Regions from separate parts of the Homo sapiens genome. Here region 2 is linked to region 1. Evidence: read pairs that join two places in POLR2A ChIA-PET (ENCODE). Cell type or tissue: Caco-2. All regions are shown on one strand. Each heading gives the region's core, and the rest is flanking DNA. Links, peaks and the distances in the headings are about the cores only.

The links. Peaks named below come from ENCODE experiments on the same cell type or tissue, not always from the same donor. Only the 100,000 strongest peaks of a DNase experiment are listed, where the experiment ranks them.
Region 2: POLR2A ChIA-PET joins it to region 1 with 6 read pairs; 2 of 35 experiments call an interaction of 5 or more read pairs at or near these places.

What each region holds. Positions count from the first base shown.
Region 1 is chr6:168,650,398-168,661,831 of GRCh38, reverse strand. SMOC2 (SPARC related modular calcium binding 2) reads right to left here. Exons shown (of 13, transcript NM_001166412.2): 10 at 11,049-11,151; 11 at 8,604-8,878. Among named protein-coding and RNA genes, the nearest start is that of SMOC2, 210 kb to the right of the region's middle. RefSeq lists an enhancer at 2,190-2,690. In Caco-2, for the core only: no CTCF peak of the experiment used is centred there; no DNase peak of the experiment used is centred there.
Region 2 is chr6:168,494,669-168,506,102 of GRCh38, reverse strand. The region is part of intron 1 of SMOC2 (SPARC related modular calcium binding 2); the gene reads right to left. Among named protein-coding and RNA genes, the nearest start is that of SMOC2, 59 kb to the right of the region's middle. RefSeq lists an enhancer at 8,448-9,166. In Caco-2, for the core only: no CTCF peak of the experiment used is centred there; DNase peaks (open chromatin) are centred at 6,622 and 8,741.

The sequences.
Region 1 (11,434 bases), core at 1,121-9,120:
TATAGGCTTTTCAGCCAACGGTTCAAATTCAAATACTATTGGAGTGATACTTTGAATCTATTCTGAGCCAATTTGGCTATTCAACAATTGCCAGTTTTTTTTGTATTGCTTGCTGATTAATAGAATTCTCCCTGGGAGTTAGAAGTAGCTGTAGATTAAAGTTATAAAAAGAAGTAGCTGTAAATTAAAGTTATAAAAAAAAACTAATATTCTTTTTTTTGGGGGGAGGTTGGATGGGGTCTCACTCTGCCACCCAGGATGGAGTGCAGTGGCGCGATCTCAGCTCACTGCAACCTCCAACTCCCTGGTTCAAGCAATTTTCCTGCCTCAGCCTCCCGAGTAGCTGGGATTACAGGCTCACACCACCACACCCAGCTAATTATTGTATTTTCAGTAGAGACGGGGTTTCACCATGTTGGCCAGGATGGTCTTGATCTTTTGACCTTGTGGCCTCGGCCTCCCAAAGTGCTGGGATTACAGGCATGAGCTACCACGCCCGGCTGATTTCTCATATTTTTTAGAATAAAAAGCGCATTGTTCAGTAGTGAGCAAAAATATAGGGAACAAAAAAAACTTAGCAACAGTGTGGATATTTAGAATGTTCTCACTAATTTCTTCCTGGATCTTTAGGTTTTTCTGACTTTTCACTATTGTAAACTATACAGGGTACAAAACATATAACTGATAATGAATTTTTTTAAGTCAAAAAAAAAAATTCTGTAAGGAAAATGAAAGGGCTGCAAAATCAGCTAAATATGTATCCAAGACCACAATGTTCATTTTTGACCATGACCAAATTGCCTCTTTTGCCAAACTGCAGTTTATTTTGCTAGGAGCGATCATATTCTTTCTTCTTGATTACTAAGAAGACAGTAAAAATGAGACATATCAGATTATTCAGAGGGATCTGAAGAAGAGAACTCTAACTTCTGCAGCAACTTAAACTTTTCACCTAAGACAATGGCATCAGAAGAGATCGCGCTGTGCTCCAAAATCCATCCATTCTTCCTCGCCAGGGGCTAAGAACTCCAGCCCATCCATGCCCCTTCCCTGCCCCACACTGCGGCTCGGGCCTTTGGAAGGTGGGAGGCTGAGAGGCTCCATCTCTGAGCATCCACCTCCCTTGTGGCTGTGCGAGTGGCTCAGCCTCTCATGCTTCTCTGCCACATCTTCCCAAGACCTGTGCTGACCTGCGCTGAACCTGCCTTCCCGCCCAGGGCGGCATGGTGGCAACCCACAGCCTCTATGCTATGTGAACCAGAAGGAAACGCTTGGGTCCTAAGCCATCGCGATTCTGTAGTCACTTGCATGAAGCGTGACCCATGGAAGGTCATGACTCATAAAAGTTACCTTCATTTCAGTCTATCAATATATGCAATGAAAAAACATTTCCTCCCAGAGCTTTCTCCCAGCGCTACTGAGAACTCCATGTATCCTTCAACACCAGGGTCCTGCTCAGCCTTAGCAGAGAGCAATGCGGACCAGTCCTAGAAGGAACTGACAACCTTTTGAAATCAGGATATGCGGCTCACAACAGTTGTCTGTATGGTGCTGCCACCTTCCAAAGAGATTGTCTAGGGGATTTAGCTTGCCCATGAGGGACTCATATCCTTCTATCAGAACCCAATCCATGGGCCAGTTCCTTGGAGAGTGGGTGTATTAACCATGACTTTCATTTTCTTTATCTAATGCTTTGACATCTGAAGAGGCTGAAGAGGCTGCCCTCTCAGAGCTAGCCCATCCCCAGAGACCGTGAGGAGCAGCCTTTCCTATTCAGGCCAACCTACAACCTCCACCCTCACCCAGCCTACAACCTCCACCCTCACCCAGACAACAACCTCCACCCTCACTCAGCCTATAATCTACAACCTCACCCAACCTACAACCTCCACCCTCACCCAGCCTACAACCTCCAACCTCACCCAACCTACAACCTCCACCCTCATCCAGCCAACAATCTCCATCCTCACACAACCTACAACCTCTACCCTTACCCAGTCAACAACCTTCACCCTCACCCAATCTACAACCTCCACCCTCACTCAGCCTATAATCTACAACCTCACCCAACCTACAACCTCCATCCTCACCCAACCTACAACCTCCACCCTCACTCAGCCTACAACCTCCACCCTCACCCTACCTACAACCTCCACCCTCACCCAGCCTACAACCTCCACCCTCACCCAACCTACAACCTCCACCCTCACTCAGCCTACAACCTCCACCCTCACCCAACCTACAACCTCCACCCTGACTCAACCTACAACCTCCATCCTCACCCAGCCAACAACCTCCATCCTCACCCAACCTACAACCTCCACCCTCACCAATACTATAACTTCCACCCTCAACCAGCCAACAACCTCCACTCTCACCAACCCTACAACCTCCACCCTCACCCAGCCTATAACCTGGCCACCTCATTTATAGGCAAGCCTGCCTGGGAAATCATGATGAGGGCTCAGGGCCAGTCCCTTGCTCCCTCTGTCTCTTGGCTGACCCTGGTGCTTCACATGTGGCCCCCGACAGCACAGCATGGCCTCTTCTCCTTGGGATCTGTGAGTAACAAATTATCTTTTCAATTGTCTCCTGATCTGTTTGCCAAATGACACCTCAAAATTCTTATCAATACATTATGTTTTAAAATAGTAGGACACATAGATGAATGCCAGACATTTGCCCTAACAGAGCTTGATCCAGCCCAGAGCGCCAGTATTAGTGTTTACACACCACATGCTATACACATACATACACACCACTCACACACACACCCCACACGCCACACACACACATACACACCACACCCCCACACACCATAAACACACACACCCCATATTTACACACACACACCATACACACACACCATATACACACACACCACACACACCACACATACACACACTCCACACACACACACCACACACACCACACATACACATACTCCACACACACACACAGTCTGAGCTGTGTCCTGCAGGTGATGCAGGATGAGGGGAGCTATGGGTTCCTCTGGAAGGGTGACTTAGGAGCAGGGCCTCCAGGAGAACAGAACATCTTCTTAACTGCTGTGGATCCATCTTGAAATCGTTTCATCCCGAAATTTTCAAAATTCTGTCACCATAATCACAGCTCTGGGCCCAATTACTCTACCTGAAAACCCGCCAATTGCTGGAACTCATCCAACCCCCTTACAAAGAGTCAACATTCACTTCGGTTTAATTGAAGAAATTAGTAGACAGGAATCTGCCCCAGCAAGGGCCATGGACCACATGACCCTGTAGCACCAGGCTGAGGAGGGCAGAAGCCATGCGTGGCTTACGTTTCAGGTGCTACTCAAGCCACCTGACAACGGCTAACAGGATGGAGTCCTTGCAAAGAGAAGACCAGCCTGCACCACCCAGGAATGGAAGAAGATTAAAAGTTAGAAACAGATCTACACTTGGCTCTACCCATCCTTAATTTTCTCATTATGACCATAAAAATTAGCCTTCTACAGAAATGCAGAGACTGGTTTCCGTAACAGAGGAGGAGCCACACAGGAAGCCCCCAGGTGCCACAAGGTGTCACTCATCACATGCAGATGGGGCAACAGCAGAATGTGAGCAGCTCCCTTCATGAATCACTGGGTGGGTGTTCATCTTCCCTCTCTGTGGAACCATCAGGGGTGAGGGACACCATGGTTCCCTGGCCCCAGCTGCAGATCTGGCAGCCACCTGCTCTCCATCTCCCCATCAGTCCCCCAGGCCTCCCATGTGGACCCTGCTTGTAGGTTTTAAGTCTCAAAGAGCAAAACACCATTTGTCTTCTGGGATCCTGAGCAGGGACCAAAATAAGAGAAAAAGCACAGGAAGTGAAGAAAGCAGCCTGTTATGGTCTGAAGGTGAGCCCAAAGTTCATGTGCTGGAAACTCAATCCCTAATACAGAGGCGTTGGGAGGTTTAAGAGGTCTGCATCATGAGGACTCTGCCCTCACGAATAGGTGAATGCCATTATATTGGGAGTGGGCTCCTAGGAAAGAATGTGTTTGGCCCCCCTTGCTCTCTCTCTCTTTCTCACCCTCTCTTCGCCCTTCTATTTGGGGATGACACAGCACAAAGGCCCTCACCAGATGCTGATTCCACAATCTTGGACTGCCCAGCCTCTAGACCCATAAGCTAATACGTTTGTGTTCATAAGGTATCCCATCCATGGTGTTCTGTTATAGCAGCACAAAATGGACTAAGACACAGTCCCAGTCCAAGAAGCCAAAAGCAGTATCGGGTGGCAGTAAGAGAGAAGTGCTCAGGAAACCCAGTGGGCAGGTGCTGAATACAGAGAAAGGGAAAAGCAAGGGGGAAATCACACATGGGCAACTACTGAGAATAGGCATCCTTGGTTTTCCATCCAAATGCCTGGAGGGTTGCAGGTGTATGCTGGTGTGGGCGAAGGAGCCCTAACAGCAAGTGTAGCCCAGCAGAGTGGACGATTTCCAACAGCACTGCCCTTGCTGCATGCAGCACTGCTGAGGAAGACTCAGATCAAAGTGCTGATGACTGCAGTGCCTGTGTGTCCTTGTCTGCAAGTGTCAGGGATGGCAGCATCTGTCTGTGACCTCGTCCCCCTCAGGATGGCTGTGAAAATGAAATGAGGTCTTGAGCCATGAAGTAGGATTGGATATTGGATCATGAGCCTTGCCAGACCTTGGCAGCACATTTAGTGCCCCTCTTCCCACAGTGGTGAGTGGGCATTTGCTGCCTTCATGCATTGCAGTTGATCAGCCCAGAGTGATTTCTTTTCTTTTTTGTCTTATTAGAGGCCAGCTCCTCCCACACTTGCCAAAGAGTCCTTGATGGAGACAGAACATTGAACATAACTGAGGATTCTCTCTGACCTCATCGGATGGCCGGGCCAGCACAGGGGGCAGCCTCCTGCATACAGAGCGAAGGGAGGCGGCCATAGGTACAGCCATCTGCTCTCCCGTGAAGACATCATCAGGACGGCAGGACGTGCATTAACCACAAAGACCCTATACAAAAAGCTTCAAACTAAAGCTTAATTTTTCAGAGCTGACTTTTCACAGAGAAATTAGCAGGAAGTGCGTCGCCATGACACAGATCTAGGCTTGCCCTAATTTGGTTGAACAGCACTGAGTGACTATCAAGACAAGCACTAGGACACTGAGAAGAGGAGGCAGACGATGATCACTGCCTCCTCCAGGAGCCCTCAGTCCAGGTCAGATCAAAGGGCCCCTGTCTCACAGCTGAGCTTCAAACATGGGAGGGTTTTTTTTTTTTCCTTTTCTCTTTTTCTTTTCTTTTCTTTTTTTTTTTTTTTTTTTTTTTAACACAAAGTCTTGCTTTGTCACCCAGGCTGGAGTGCAGTGGCACGATCTCAGCTCACTGCAACTTCTGCCTCCCAGATTCAAGCAATTGTGCCTCAGCCTCTGGAGTAGCTGGGACTACAGGCATGAGCCATCATGCCTAGCTAATTTTTATATTTTTAGTAGAGATGAGGTTTCACTATGCTGGCCAGGCTGACTTTGAACTTCTGACCGCAGGTGATCCACCCGCTTCAGCCTCCCAAAGTGCTGGGATTACAGGTGTGAGCCACCGTGACTTGCCAGGAGGATTTTAAAGACCACGGTGAATCAGCCCTCCACAACACAGTCTCAAGCTTGTTTTCTCTTCCACATTTGTTATCGAGTTGACAACAAATAAAAGAGTCATAAACGACAGAGATTTGAGCGGTGTCTACTAGCCCTACCCAGCAAGTATTACACAAATCAGGAAACAGATCCCCAAGGACAGTGAGAGCTAATGCACATGTGGAATGAGATCCAGCACACATGTGCAGTGGGATCCAGTACACGTGTACAGTGGGATCTAGCACACACATACGGGGGATCCAGCACACACGCGCAGTGGGATCCAGTACATGTGTACAGTGGGATCTAGCACACACATATGGGGGATCTAGCTCACACATGCAAGGGATCGAGCACATACGTGCAGTGAGATCTAGCACAAGTGGGCAGGGAGATCCAGCACATACATGAAGGGGAATCTGGCACACATGTGCAGTGGGATTTAGCACACACATGCAGGGGAATCTAGCACACATGTGTGAGGGGATCCAGGATACATGTGCAAGGGATCTAGCACACATGTGTGAGGGAAATCTAGTACACACGTGCAGGGGGATCTAGCACACACGTGTGAGGGGATCCAGCACACATGTGCAGGGGGATCTGGCACACATGTGCCGGGTATCTAGTACACACATGCAGTAGGATCCAGCACACACATGCAGGAGTATCTAGCACGCATGTGCAGTGGGATCAGGGCATGCACGCATCTCACAGTGCTGTCTCTGAGCTGAAAAGTCAGACCCGGCTTCTCCTGGCTTGCCTCCTAAGAACATCTGGGCTCTGGCCATCACAGGTTTCTCTTACTTCCTGTCACGGTTGGGTAGGCCAGGCCCACAAAAAAAAGTATTTTCAATTGTTAAAACTGCTATAACCATTGGAATAACTGGTCTGGGCCACAGCAATGATTTTACGGCTTGTGAACTGGCCTAACGTTTAGTTGGAGCTCAGGTGCAGGGTTGGTGAGTTCCTAACATCTGGTTGGAGCTCAGGTGCAGGGTTGGTGAGTTCCTAACATCTGGTTGGAGCTCAGGTGCAGGGTTGGTGAGTTCCTAACATCTGGTTGGAGCTCAGGTGCAGGGTTGGTGAGTTCCTAACATCTGGTTGGAGCTCAGGTGCAGGGTTGGTGAGTTCCTAACATCTGGTTGGAGCTCAGGTGCAGGGTTGGTGAGTTCCTAACATCTGGTTGGAGCTCAGGTGCAGGGTTGGTGAGTTCCTAACATCTGGTTGGAGCTCAGGTGCAGGGTTGGTGAGTTCCTAACATCTGGTTGGAGCTCAGGTGCAGGGTTGGTGAGTTCCTAACATCTGGTTGGAGCTCAGGTGCAGGGTTGGTGAGTTCCTAACATCTGGTTGGAGCTCAGGTGCAGGGTTGGTGAGTTCCTAACATCTGGTTGGAGCTCAGGTGCAGGGTTGGTGAGTTCCTAACATCTGGTTGGAGCTCAGGTGCAGGGTTGGTGAGTTCCTAACATCTGGTTGGAGCTCAGGTGCAGGGTTGGTGAGTTCCTAACATCTGGTTGGAGCTCAGGTGCAGGGTTGGTGAGTTCCTAACATCTGGTTGGAGCTCAGGTGCAGGGTTGGTGAGTTCCTAACATCTGGTTGGAGCTCAGGTGCAGGGTTGGTGAGTTCCTAACATCTGGTTGGAGCTCAGGTGCAGGGTTGGTGAGTTCCTAACATCTGGTTGGAGCTCAGGTACAGGGGTGGTGAGTTCCTAACATTTGGTTGGAGCTCAGGTACAGGGGTGGTGAGTTCCTAACATTTGGTTGGAGCTCAGGTACAGGGGTGGTGAGTTCCTAACATTTGGTTGGAGCTCAGGTAGAGGGTTGGTGAGTTCCTAACATTTGGTTGGAGCTCAGGTAGAGGGTTGGTGAGTTCCTAACATTTGGTTGGAGCTCAGGTAGAGGGTTGGTGAGTTCCTAACATTTGGTTGGAGCTCAGGAGCAGGGTTGGTGAGTTCCTAACATCTGGTTGGAGCTCAGGTGCAGGGTTGGTGAGTTCCTAACATCTGGTTGGAGCTCAGGTGCAGGGTTGGTGAGTTCCTAACATCTGGTTGGAGCTCAGGTACAGGGTTGGTGAGTTCCTAACATTTGGTTGGAGCTCAGGTACAGGGTTGGTGAGTTCCTAACATTTGGTTGGAGCTCAGGAGCAGGGTTGGTGAGTTCCTAACATCTGGTTGGAGCTCAGGTGCAGGGTTGGTGAGTTCCTAACATCTGGTTGGAGCTCAGGTGCAGGGTTGGTGAGTTCCTAACATCTGGTTGGAGCTCAGGTGCAGGGTTGGTGAGTTCCTAACATCTGGTTGGAGCTCAGGTGCAGGGTTGGTGAGTTCCTAACATCTGGTTGGAGCTCAGGTGCAGGGTTGGTGAGTTCCTAACATCTGGTTGGAGCTCAGGTACAGGGGTGGTGAGTTCCTAACATCTGGTTGGAGCTCAGGTACAGGGTTGGTGAGTTCCTAACATTTGGTTGGAGCTCAGGTACAGGGGTGGTGAGTTCCTAACATTTGGTTGGAGCTCAGGTAGAGGGTTGGTGAGTTCCTAACATTTGGTTGGAGCTCAGGTAGAGGGTTGGTGAGTTCCTAACATTTGGTTGGAGCTCAGGAGCAGGGTTGGTGAGTTCCTAACATTTGGTTGGAGCTCAGGTGCAGGGTTGGTTATTCCAGTGGTTCCCAGGTTTGCACCTCAAATACCAGAAGACAATCCATTCTGGGGGAAGCCAACCGTGGTCTGAACAGTAAAAAGGCTCATTGCAAACCAACACGCAGTTCATGCCCTTTGAGCCTGGGCTCTCCTGGGCAAGTGGCATGTGATGAGTCGCCAATTATCATTATTATTTCTGCAAACAGACGCCCAACAATTAAACAGCATATTTGATTTTTTGCACTCCCAGGCCATAAACACAATCTGTAATTGTGTTTGTGAGAAGCAGACCTCCCAGGCCTCAGGGCCTGACCACTGCCCAGGGTCGGGGGTGGGAAAGCTCTTACTGTGGCGTTTCTTGGTGTCCGCTTTGCCGTCCTCTTTCGCCACGCCCAGGCAGCCCATCAGTTCTTGTACGGAGATGGATTTGTCATTATTCACGTCACAGTATTCAACAAACTTCTTCACACATTTTTTGGGCTTTGATTTTTTGCGAAGGAACCTCTTGAAGGGTTTGATTTCCTTTTTGCCGATGTCTCCACTGGAGTTTTTATCCAGTAGTTTGAAGTACCAGTGCACCACCCGCTCCTCTAGGGTATGGCTGGGGTCGGGTTCTGAGAGCCTGGAAGGAACACAGATGCCGTCAGGATGCTTAAACCCCTGGGCTGCTCCTTCCTGGCCACTGTCCTTCCCTCAAACCCATAACCCCTGCTTGTAGTTCTCATGGTCCTGGTGTCTCAGCCTGCAGCACTGGTCATCAGATATAACAATTTAAAGAAATAATTTAGAAGAACATTTTTAGCAAAGATTTTTCAGGTTGGATTCAAAATTGTAAATGATGCAGTGAATTTGTGCCCAGCAAAGATGCACTTGAAGGACAAAAGCCCCCTTATCCTGGCTTCTGTGTGCACAGGACTGGCAGGTCAGCACATGCAGCTATACCCGCCCGACACACCAGAACCCTGAGCTTTTCTAGCCCTGTAAATGTGATTCTTTTACACATCCTTCATGTCATAGGAATATCAGATGATGCAAATCAAAAACATTTTAAGTTGGGACTAGATATTTTTCCTTGGATTATGTTAGGTTCAATATTTTAGGGCATACATAAATAAACTCTTCTAGAAGGTGCGGATCTTTAAAAGTGCACCAAATGGCAGACACGCACCTTCTCCGTGAGATGGAGGGTGTGTGTGTGCGCATGGGATGGCCCTCCTGGAGGTGCTGGCCCCTGGATTCTGCCTGTTGGGATGAGCTGTACATTCCCAGGTATGAGAACACCGTGAACTCCGACACCATTGCCAATTTCTCAACCTTTCGGAGGATTTTCAGATAACAATCCATTTACTGCCATCAATTTTAGTTTGCATTTAGTTTAGTTTGCAATTTAGTTTAGTTAGCAATTCATTTACTGCCTTCATTTTTAGTTTGCAGTTTAGCTTAGTTTGCGAAAACAATCTTTCCAAGAATAGAAGATGTAAAGTTGAAATTTACATACAGTTTGACTCTATTAAAATTTTTTTTTTTTTTTTTTGAGACAGAGTTTTGCTCTTGTTGTCCTGGCTGAAGTGCAATGGTGTGGTCTTGGCTCACTGCAATCTCCGCCTCCCAGGTTCAAGTGATTCTCCTGCCTTAGCCTCCCGAGTAGCTGGGATTACAGGTGCCTGCCACCATGCTGGATTAAGTTTTGTATTTTTAGTAGGGATGGGTTTTCACCACGTTGGCCAGGCTGGTCTCGAACTCCTGACCTCAGGTGATCCACCTGCCTTGGCCTGCCAAAGTGTTGGGATTACAGGCGTGAGCCCCTGCGCCCGGCCTGCTCTATTAAATTTAATTTCCTACACATTCATGACATTTTCTGTTAGTATTGCCTTTTTATTTCCTTAAGTCTTCTTTAGCAGACAGACAGTGAGAGGAGAGGCTTTTAGTTCAGGAGACCAAAAAAATCACCTAAAGTGGCTGAGATAATCAAGGGTTTGGGTGTCAGGGGCTATGGGGAGAAAGGCCAACATTCTAAAGAAAGAAAAAAGATGAAATCTCCATCAAAACTTTATTTGAAAGAAACAGATAAACTATGGCTAGATCAGGGGGAATATCTGATGCTTGAGATGCCATCGCAGTAAAACCCTGGGGTTCTTCTGCTCTCCTGAGGCTGATCTACAGAGGGTGGAAAAGAGGAGTGTTGGAGAATTCACCGAAAGCCACTCCACCGAGCTCCAGGCCCCAGGTCCAGGAGTGCGGGAATGCCTACCAGGTACTCAAGGAACATCTCCAGGGTTCCAAAAATCCTATTTTGAACAGTGTGAATGTCTTTGATGTAACTGAATCACATGCCTGAAAGTGGTTAGGACAGCAAATGTATGTGCTGTACATTTTACTGCAGTAAACCTAATCACGTTTTGAGAACTTCAGATTAAACGTTGTCATTCAAAGTATTTACAATCCAATCGATGACTCTAAAGTGCAATTTCAAAGCACAAAGCCCTCTGCAGGAAGTGCTCCCCCTGCCCTGCTCCGCACCAAAAGGGCCAGGGTCAGAGCCCACTACCCCGCAGAGGCCCAGGAGTCACGGCTCAGGGCCATGTACCCCTATGGGAGTGTTTTCAGTGATTTAGTCTTGCTACAAGAAAACCTGCTAAGCAACTTCCTGTGTTTGCAGAAGGCTCCTTTTTAAGGCCCTACTGTGTCCAAATAAGCTGAGAAGGTTGCCAATATGTAATGTTCAGACTTTCCAGATTCCCCAGAATTCTGGGACCCTGCCAACTTGTTGTCCCACGGCGAACACAGCGTACCTGCCTGACGAGGAGGAGGGGTCGGAGGCGGCGTGGACCATGTCCGTGGACAGCGCGTCCAGAACGCTGGTCAGAAACTCATGCTTTTTGGCACCCGGACAACCTGAAAAACACGTGTATGTTTTCATAATTAACTCATAAAGCCTAACAGATTTTCCTCTAAAATACAGGGAAATGTTGTTTTACTGTTTGGAAATGAGTATTTTGGCCTACCTTAATCTTAATGAGCTAGTTTAAACACAAACACATTGCATTATATATATTGATTTTGAGCCATAGCTATTATTAATTCCTCTATTGTTTGAATTATTACGTGAGACTAAAATTCACAGGCATTAGTATCTCACTGATCTTCAGAACTGCAATCGGAGGTGGGCAGTGTCACT
Region 2 (11,434 bases), core at 2,349-10,348, 160 kb after region 1:
CCGGGGAATGGGAGGTTGCAGTGAGCTATGACTACGCACCAGGGCACTTCAGCCTGGGCAAGTGAGACCTTGTCTCAAAAAAAAAAAAATTCTCAAAAGCACACACTTTCCAAATAATAGGCCAAGAGAAAATAGATGGCATCCACGTGTTTGCTTTCTTAGTGGGAGGTGCACACAGGAAGAAATGAGATTGAACAGAAGACAGGGCAGCACTGGCAATGAGGCCCAGTGCGTGAAGAGCCTGCACAATTCTGAAAGTCACTGGGGACAGGTGGGAGAGGGGCTACAGACTCAAGCCTGTTTAAAGAATCATTTCTCCATTTTAAAGCCTGGACTTCCTCAGATTTCAGAAAACAGGGTCCTACTCTTTTAGAACACAGAACCTAAATCTTCCAAGCAAATATGGAAATCCTGTTTCAGAGCCCGCAATACAAAACTTAAATGCTAAAGGAAAACATAACTTTCCACAGGACATTTTCTCCCAGAGACGGACATTTCATTCAGTCATTCATCCGGCATCTGAGAGACGGACATTCCATTCACTCATTCATCCAGCATCTGAGAGACGGACATTTCATTCAGTCATTCATCCGGCATCTGAGAGACGGACATTCCATTCACTCATTCATCCGGCATCTGAGAGATGGACATTTCATTCAGTCATTCATCCAGCATCTGAGAGATGGACATTTCATTCAGTCATTCATCCGGCATCTGAGATACAGACATTTCATTCAGTCATTCATCTGGCATCTGAGAGATGGACATTTCATTCAGTCATTCATCCAGCATCTGAGAGACGGACATTTCATTCAGTCATTCATCCAGCATCTGAGAGACGGACATTTCATTCACTCATTCATCTGGCATCTGAGAGATGGACATTTCATTCAGTCATTCATCCAGCATCTGAGAGACAGACATTTCATTCACTCATTCATCTGGCATCTGAGAGATGGACATTTCATTCAGTCATTCATCTGGCATCTGAGAGGCAGACATTTCATTCACTGATTCACCTGGCATCTGAGAGATGGACATTTCATTCAGTCATTCATCCGGTATCTGAGAGACGGACATTTCATTCACTCATTCATCTCGCATCTGATGGAAGTTAGCTGCACCACTTTATATGTATTTTAGAAACCCTTAACTTCAGTATTTTATTGTCTTCGACTTCTTGCTCCCAGTCTTTAAGAGTAAAGCCTCATGTTTCCAGTTAGCTCAAAAGTCAGACCCAGCTTAAACTGAATGTATTAAATAGTTATTAAGTGACCCCTCTCTGTAAAAGGCATTCTACCAGCCTCCAGGAGGATGGGATTTTGAAGAAGAGCCTGCCCTAGTGAAGCTGAAAATCCAGAGGGCAGAAATGTACATCCACAAATGACCACGCTGTATAAGGAAGAACACAGGTGCCTGAGTGGCTCAGAGGGAAGATCAGTCAAAGCTGATCTGGGGGGATATCTGCTGCTTCCTAAAAGATGACCTAAGGCAGAGGTCCCCAACCCTGTATTCATCTGTATTTACAGCTGCTCCTCATTGCTCATATTACCCTGAGCTCCACCTCCTGTCAGATCAGCAGCACCATTAGATTCTCACAGCAGTGTGAACCCTATTGTGAACTGCGCATCTGAGGGGTCTAGGTTGCGGGTTCCTTATGAGAATCTAATGCCTGATGATCTCTCACTGTCTCCCTTCTCCCCAAGATGGGACCATCTAGTTGCCAGAAAACAAGCTCAGGGCTCCCACTGATTTTACACTATGGCGAGTTGCACATTATCTCATTATATATTACAATGTAATGATAGAAATAAAGTGCGCAATAAATGTAACATGCTTGAATCATCTGGAAACCATCCCCCACCCACCAGTTCATGGAAAAAATGTCAAACGTTCCTCATGCCGAAAAGGTTGGGGACCGCCCATCTAAGGAACCCAGAGGAGCTGGATGAGAAGCCATGTGAGCTGGCATCCCAGGGCAAATCCACAGACGTGGATGTGTCAAGGCCAGCAGTAGGAAGAAATCGGAAAGGATGCCACTGAAAGCAGGCCTCGTGTGTCATCGTGGTGGCCAGTGCCTCTCAAATCAATGTGCTGGCATCACTTGAGGACCTGAGGAGACCGGGGTTCAAACAGAAAACAAGGAGGTGCTGGGCTCCTCCCTCCGGCAGAGGATTCTGGGGAGTGTGCTGTCCTCAACATGACACAGATGAGGCCAACGAGCCAACTCTGCACAGGATCTCACCAATTTTGTGGTGCGTTTTTTTGATCCTCCCTGATGCACTAGACTGAGTCACAGATGCTCAGTTTGGGGGCATTAACATTGGGCTCTGGCCACCACAGCCTCTGCGGGACACTGAGCCGGCATCATGTTCCTAGCACAAATGGGTGGTGCCGCTGGGCTCTGCACCAACAGGGGAGAGTTAATGCTGGTTCTGCATTTTTCCACCCGTGCAATCTCTGACACTCAATTTGCTAATCTGTAAAATGAGAGTAATAATACCTTGTCACCTTTGAGGTAGCTGTGAGGATAAAATAACGAGCTCTTTCATATGTGGACGAGTACCATGAAGAAAACCACCATGCGGGGAGGGCATTTGCTTCCCAGCCTCAGCACAGCCCTGCTGACGGAGGTGCCTCACAGGAGCACAGAGACTCACCAGGAGGAGCTCACTGTGGAGACGTGACGTAAGTGCTCTCTGCTCATTTAGAAAACAAGCAAGGTGGCCAGGCATGGTGGCTCACACCTGTAATCCCAGCACTTTGGGAGGCCGAGGCAGGCAAATCACCTGAGGTCAGGAGTTCGAGACCAGCCTGGCCAACATGCTGAAACCCCGTCTCTACTAAAAATACCAAAATTAGCTGGGCATGGTGGTGGGTGCCTGTAATCCATCCACATGGAAGGCTGAGGCAGGAGAATCACTTGAGCCCAGGAGGCGGAGGTTGCAGTGAGCAGAGATTGCGCCACTGCACTCCAGCCTTGGCAACAAGAGTGAAATTTTGTCTCAAAAAAAAAAAAAAAAAAAAAAAAAAAAAAGGCCAGGCACGGCGGCTCACACCTGTAATTCCAGCACTTTGGGAGGCCAAGGCAGGCAGATCACAAGGTCAGGAGATCAAGACCATCCTGGCTAACACAGTGAAACCCTACCTCTACTAAAAATACAAAAAATTAGCCAGGCGTGGTGACACACACCTATAATCCCAGCTACTCAGGAGGCTGAGGCAGGATAATCGCTTAAACCCAGGAGGTGGAGGTTGCAGTGAGCCAAGATTGTGCCACTGCACTCCAGCCTGGGCGACAGAGCAAGACTCTGTCTCAAAATAACATAAATTAAATTAAATTAAATTAAATTAAATTAAATTAAAATAAAATAAAAAAGTAAGTGAGGCATGAATCAGAGACACTGGTCGTCAGCTTTTCAAAGGCAGCTTGTCTTAGTAAGTTTAAGAGTCTGAGTGAAATAACTCAGTGAGTTAGGAAAGTGGTGATAATGTAGGTCCCATCGGCATTCCTGACCCCCTTTTGCCTTTTTGTTCTATTTACTGGGTATCCATAGGACCTTAAAACCAAGAGCAAACAATTGAATGAGATGAATTTGTTTTAATCTGCATGACTAGATTACAGCCACAAACCCAATAAATACGCAGAAGGTGGCTGTGGGCAGATGCAGGGCATGGAGGGCCATCGGGCTGGCAAGGCTCTGTGGTCAAAGGGAACATGCTGACCTTGGCGATGGCAGAAGAGCAAAGTGACCAGGGACGTGTATGGAGCCATGTGAGAGCTGATTTCTTCACTTGTCCAATGGAGGTGATAACAAGGATTCCTGTTTCATAAAGATGATCGTGAAAACAAAATGTGATAGTGCACGAGAAAGTGTTTGGAAAAGATATGAAGATGTTATTTGCAAGAAGCCCTTGGAGCAGAGGTCCTGCTTATCTACCATTTAAATGAATATAGGGTATGTTTGCCATTTCAACTCTACTGTGTGAGCACTAAGGGATCCTCTTGCTGGTGATCATTTTCAAAGAGAAAATGAGAAGTGTGCAGTAAAAAGGGAGCTAAATTAGAAGTTCAAGAAGAGAGAGCAGGTTTCTTCAGGAAGCCTGGGAAAGATGGAGGCAGATGCAGGAAAGAGGGCAGGGGCTCAGCCCTGCACAGAGCTGCCAGAGTGAGGTATCTGCAGCCAGCGGGAAGACCCAAGGGATGTGCAGGAGGATGTGGCCAGGGCGAGGCAGCCCCTCTCAGGACCAAACGCCTGGAGACGCTCCCACCTTCTGTGGGGAATCAAGACGGACCTCTCAGGATGCACACACAACCAAGCAAGGCTGAACCCCAGCCACCCCTGGGTGACGCTGTTGGGTACGGAGATCCCAGAGGAAAGCAGGAGCCCTGAGGCCGTGGTTGTTTCTCTGTTTGCCACACTGCCTTTATTGTTTTTTAGTGGACCTGGAACTTTTTATAAGTGCATTTACCAATGCTTTACTGGCTTTTGGTCCCCTGAGCCAGGATTTCCTAGAGCTCTTGGTTCCATCTTCCCCCCACCTCACATTCTGCAGAATGGGCTTCAGGTTCCTGGCCCCATAGCGAGGGACAGATGATGCAGGTTCCTGGCCCCGTGGCGAGGGAGGGACGATGCAGGTTCCTGGCCCCATAGCGAGGGATGGACAATGCAGGTTCCTGGCACCGCAGCAAGGGACGGATGGTGCTTTATTGTACTTTTTGCTCTGCAACTCTCTTCTCCTTTTCCAAAACATTTATTTTGTGTTTATTTTCCTTCCCTGTCTCCACATCCATGTTAATTTCAATGATGAAAATGGATGTTTTTCCTCCCTGTTAGTAATTTTTGAGATAATTTAAGAAATCTCTCAGGTTATTCATTGTTCCAATCCAGTTTTATTTGAGATTCAGTAGAAGCTCTGTTATTCTAAAATTCTTCCTAATAAGATATGATGAGGATGGTGTTACATTAATGCAATAATTATCTCTGGCAATGACAACGAAAGATTATCCTTAGCATCCGGCCACGATTCTTAGGGGTCAGAAGTGTTTAGAGGCACAAGGTAGATTGTACAAGTCCCCTATGAAATACTGTAACACAGCTGAACTTCCCCCTCTCATAAGCAATGCCCACTCTGTCGGAGAGTCTTGTCATGCTTTTGGTCACTTAAAAGTGTTCCGGGGGTTCATGCAGCCTCAGGCACCATCCTTATTGCTTTAGCTACAAAAGTGCTTCTTATCCAGGGTCCCAGTGAGAATCGAGATGCCCCTGGATGAGTGTGAAGCACTCGTGTGCGTCCTCGGCGGCCACTGTGAAGCAGTACCCTTGTAGACACGGAATGCATGGGCATGGACTCTAAGCCCAGTGCTCCTGAGCCCATGGACGGTACCTCCTCGGGGGGTAGAGAAGCTTGTGCACCCACATGGCCTTGGAGTCCAGCAGTGTCTGGCCAGAGCTGCAGCTCAGTGAAGAGTGTTGTCTTCAGAGCCACATTCGCGTAGCCACCCGGGGTCCCTACAGAATCACCGGGGCAAGTAGCAGGGCCGAGAGAAGGTGTTGGAGAAAATGAGTGCAAGAACACGGGGCATGACCACGCGGAGACCCTAGAACACCTCCGTGAGGGACCCCGTCAGGTTCCACGCGTGAATGCTGTCCTTCCACCCGAGTCAACAGGAGACCCGCCAACACCAAGTACAAAACACCTCCAGCATTCAGAGTTCCCTCTCCTCCTACTTCAGTCTCCCCTTCTCTTGCTCAACCCTCTTCGGATGTCATCTCTTTTTTCTTTTTTCTTCTTCTTTTTTTTTTTTTTTTTTTGAGACAGAGTTTCACTCTGTCATCCGGGCTGGAGTGCAGTGGGGCGATCTGGGCTCGCTGCAACCTCTGCCTCCTGGGTTCAAGTGATTCTCCTGTCTCAGCCTCCCGAGTTGCTGTGGGACCACAGGGGCCACCATGCCCAGCTAATTTTTGTATTTTGGGATGTTGCCCAGGCTGGCCTCGAACTCCTGAGCTCAGGTGATCCACTTGCCTTGGCATCCCAAAGTGCTGGGATTACAGGCATGAGCCACTGCACCCGGCATGGACTTCATCTCTGTTAGCCTCTTTCCCTGCTCACAGCTTGAACACTGAGCACCCGGGCCAGGCATTGTTCTAAACACTTTACTGCATTAGTACCTTTAACCTAACAATCTTCTGCATTAAATGCTATCATTAGTCCAATTGTGCGGAGAAGAACATGGAAACAGAGTGATTAATTAACTCACTCCTTCCTGATTGCACTGCTGGTCAGCGTGGGACCCCAGGGCCAATCTGCTCCACAGTCCCCTATTGGTTCTGGTTAAAAAAATGAAATGTGTAGCTCCTCACGGGCTCCCAGTGGAAAATTACAGGATGACTGGATATAAAGTAGTAGTTTCCAATTGACATAAAAGTATACGCACTGGAAATACATAAACTTATTTCCTTCACACGTAGAAGACAATTAAAACTTTGGGAGGTAACACACAGTTGGAATTCTCTGCTGTAGGCATATAGGGAAAAACTGATCTGACTTCTAACCTGAAGGTTTGACTCTCATCACTGCCCCATCTGCCGCACACTTCATAGCTCATGTATAGCTCATCGGTCTCTGGGCTGCAACGCACAAAAGATCAGATAAACTCCGACCTTTACTGATAGCAAAAGCAAACATGCTACCTGGGGAGTGATTACCCAGTGACAAGATTACAGAGGTTAAATGAGAAGTATCTGAAAATAAAAGTACAAATCAACCATGAAAGTAAGTATGAAGCACACGTTGGACTGCGGTTCCCACATGCCCAACGGCACCTGGAATCGCAGTGGCTCTCAGCGGCAGCATGCAGCACCGTCTCCCGGGCAATGGACTCTCATCTCCACCCCCAGAGACTGGCTTGTAGGTCTGGGAGGACCCAGGGTTTCCATGTGTAGTAGACAGGCTATGGGCCCTGGCTGTCCCCCCAGAGACTGTGGCTCGTAGGGCTGGGAGGACCCAGGGTTTCCATGTGTAGTAGACAGGCTATGGGCCCTGGCTGTCCCCCCAGAGACTGTGGCTCGTAGGGCTGGGAGGACCCAGGGTTTCCATGTGCAGTAGACAGGCTATGGGCCCTGGCTGTCCCCCCAGAGACTGTGGCTCGTAGGGCTGGGAGGACCCAGGGTTTCCATGTGTAGTAAACAGGCTATGGGCCCTGGCTGTCCCCCCAGAGACTGTGGCTCGTAGGGCTGGGAGGACCCAGGGTTTCCATGTGTAGTAGACAGGCTATGGGCCCTGGCCATCCCCCCAGAGACTCTGACTCGTAGGGCTGGGAGGACCCAGGGTTTCCATGTGCAGTAGACAGGCTATGGGCCCTGGCCATCCCCCCAGAGACTCTGACTCGTAGGGCTGGGAGGACCCAGGGTTTCCATGTGTAGTAGACAGGCTATGGGCCCTGGCCGTCCTCATGCAACACAGTCACATGTTGCGGCTCTCTCACCACTCAGCCTGCAGCAGGAAGGGCGATCAGAAAAGAGCGGCTCCCCTACCATTCCAGGGACACAGACAACCCCAATGACCTGACCTCTTTTACTGAAGAAGTAGCTCTGTTTTTATTACAGTATATAATTCACAAATTCGCTGATAGCCTCGACATTTTCTGGCACAGCTAAACTACCCGCCGGACAGCCACTCTTTCCCTCTCTGTCCTTAGGGTTCCCTGGAATAGCGAATGCGTTTGCTGATGAAGTGACATTTTCAAAGGCATTCAGCCAGAGTTTCTTTTCTGAGGCTCTTGCTCATTTCAAAGCATTTAGAGCAAATTACACTAAAATACATGTTACAGAATATGAGAGTAACCTGGAAAGCCAGGGAAATGCATCCAAACGCCAAGATACCAGATAATTTGTTTCTTAGCCAAACCTCAGTGGAGACTGTGTTATTCGGTGAAATCATTTCCACTGAGAGGCATAACTGAAGGATTTAAAATAGGAAACAGAAAGGCAGATCCTTGCTGGAAACAATATGTCCGAGAGGCAGCTCCACAGATCACCTGTCTCCCACTCATGCTGGTGAAGAGAAACGGCTCCCCTGTATGGGCAGCGGCTGTGCAGTCCCGTGAGTTAAAAGTACGACAAAATGGCCCAGCGGTAAAGGTCAGGGGCCTCTGATCTCTGCATAAAGTCCAGGCAGCCTCCAGCCCTGTGTCTCCATCTAAAGGCAGTGAGACTTCATTTTATTCTAAATGTCACCTATAGCCCTTCAGCACCCCCCATCATCACAGTTCTGACTGTGTCCATTTATTTTGCTTTGTGGGGGGCAAAACGTGGTTGTAAGGAGACCTCAAAACTAAGAATGCTTAGCTGCCAATGCAGGGCGATGATTGAATAACCCGAAAACCGAGTTTGTCTCTCACTTCATCTGAGCCAGGTTTTCCTGACAAGACCACGGGCTCCTAACGGGGATTGGTCCCATGAATGTCCAGAGAACGGTACGTTCCGGGGGCAGGCCTCTTGCTCCCACTCAGGACTCCTAGGAACCTGCTTCCCCCGTCACTGAGGGATCTGCGTGCCCACTGCCCGGGTAGGCAGGAGGGTCCCTGGAGGAGAGAGGGCACTCAAGAAGACCCCCACCTCCATCCGCATTCACCACCACATGCCGCGGAGGCCACAGATACCTATGAAAGGAAGGGCGAATTCTTTTCTCTGTAATAAAAAGAGCTGGATCCCCTTTGCCCACGCCTGGGGGCAGGTGCAGAGGCCGTCCCTTTGGGAAGGGATGTTGTCAGGGCTGGAGGCTAAACGGAGCTGCTCACAGGGTCACCCAGGAACACACGAAGATGCCAGCCCAGGCACCTCATTTGACCACGCACAGCTGAGGCTCCCAGTGACCACCGGGCTCCTCTGCGAGGGAAGGAGAACCCAGTCATGGGCTTGGGGCCCGGGCCCTGCCCTCCGTTCCAACCAGGGCCCTTAACCACAGGGCCAGGGCTGGGCCTTCTTTCCCCAGGACGGCAGCCCCAGGGCTCTCGCATAGCTTTACACTCACAGGCTTTGAGAGGAAGGGGCGGGCCTGGGCCACAGAGCCCCCTCTAGCCCTCTGCTCAGCCTTCCCCATGCTTGCCGGGGGCCGCATCTTCCCCTCGCCTGGAGGAGAGGCGGTGGGGGCTCCGGTCAGGCTCCTGTTCCCCTCTCACCTTGGGTCACGCATTAAAACAGATTCTTTGAATTTTCGACAGCCTTTGTTTACACTATGCGATAGCCCAGACATGGAATCCTTCCAAGAGAATTCTCCCCACAGTCCTCTGAAATGGAACAACTGAAAAGCCATCACACCCCACTCAGAAGGGTCCCCACGCTGAGGTGCACAGTGCAATCTTGGAGATGGGCAGGGAAGGGCTCGGGAGGCCCCAGGGTGGGGGCCCTCACCGCTGCCTCCTGCAGTCCTTCACCTGACACCTCTCAGGCCGCAGCCCCGTCCAGGTGCCGGCCAAGGAAGAAACCTCTCAGAAGAAAGGACCTCTCGGGACAGAACTCGAGGGCTGGGGCGACAGGCGATTGGTCCCGTCTGCAACTCCACCATCACCCCCGAGCATGGGTAGGCTTCCCCCAGGCTTGGACAGTCCAACACACAAACCATTAGCCACATGAATCTATTCACGTTTAAATTAACTAAAATGAAGTAAAATCTGAAGACAGTCGCTCATTTGCTATGTGTTGAGTCCTCATGGCCTCCTGTGCTAGTGGCTGCTGTCTGGGACAAGGCAGCTCATAAATCATTTCCATCACTGCAGACAGCTCTTCCAGACAGTGTTATCTAGAAACAGGGATTGCAGGGCAAGCACTCCCCACCCTGCCTTCCCAAACCCCAGTGTTTTCCACAAAATGCCCAAGAAACAAACAGTTGCAACAAGATGAGTACCGAAAAGCTTCCAGGCTCTGTGACCAATCGAACAAATCCTAAATGCCAAGCAGAGTAACTTAAGAACAGTGTCTTGAAATTCACACTTTTAATTACAGAGAGAATAGAAACACCTTAATTACAGGAGGATGAGAAGCTTGGAGACTTTTGTGGAGGGAGTACAGAGGATTTTGAGGGACTTCAAAGGTATTTTAGACATTAAAAGAAAAGAGCGAGGAGGCGAGAGGAAATGCATGCAGGGCACCCATAGGCTTTGAGGCCTGAGCTCCCAGCTCGGCCCGGCCCTGACCGCTCATCGGTGAGGAGGCCAAGGAGGGCAGGGCGGGCCGTGTGGGTGGGTGAACCGTGCAGGTGGGTGAAGCCACCATGGGGAACTGCACAGGTGGGTGGAGCCCCCAGGTGAACCCTGCAGGTGGGTGAGGCTGCCAGGGAACCGCGCAGGTGAGTGAAGCCATGAGCTAGCAGAGCCCTGTGACCCGGGTCACGCCTGTGTCCTGTGGCCAAAGGGGGCAGGCAGTGTGGGAGTGGCAGACGCAGGCCTGAGGTGTTTGCGAAGCGCTGCTCCCCAGGAGGAGTCACCTGGGCTTTCTTTAAAGTTTCACCAAACGCTTCCCGGGCATTGCGAACTTCAGGGCTGCCACCACAGCAAACACACACTCATTTATCGTTCGGGAGGTGCTCACAGCATCCCACATCTACGATCTGTACTTTATAGAAAAATTAAATGTGACAAAGAGATAGAATTAAAAACTCAGGTTCCCAAGGAAAATGTTGGAGCTCTGGAAGCGACCCCAGCGGTGGGCACCGGGAGCCGCGGACAAGGTCACCCTGGCTGGCGTCAGCCAGTGGCTGAGAGAGGAAGTGAAGAAGATCCACCTGCCACGGTGGGCTTTCCACAGGGCCTCAGTTAGAGGGGGGTGGACCCGCAGAGGGACCTACACCTGGGCCACAAGGAGCCTTTCCCTTGGCCGGAGGTCCCTCCTTTGTGACTCACTCAGAGCAAGACAAAGCCTGGTCTGCAGGAGCCCACATAGGGCGCAGGAGCATGGCTTTCCTGGAACCACTCTGAGCCAGGAGGTGTCTGTGTCCTGAGCCCACCCTGTTTTGCTCTTACCTTAGACCCTCTGAGAAGGGTCATGGTGTGAGCAGGTTCCCTGCGGGTTTCAGGAAGGTGCCAGAGGCGGGGCCTGGAGGATGCAGGCATGAGGGAAGGGGCAAGGCCGAGCGAGGTGAGCACACCCCGGCCCAAGGGAGGTTCCCTATTCCCCAGGAACTGCAGGCAGAGGGAGGCCTCAGCCAGGATGGTCCATCCCAGCCCTCCCAGGCCCAGTGCACTTAGACAAGGCTGTGATTCCATCCCAGCAGCTGGGAGCGAAGTGGTGCCCGCCCTTCCCAGCCACCTCCCTTGCCCTTCAGCTGCTGGGATGGGGCTGCTCCAGCCGAGGGTTCACTCTCACTCCCAGCCCTTTGGGAAAGAATCGCAAAACCCCAGTATGAGGAGAGGTGCATTTCTCCATTCACGTCT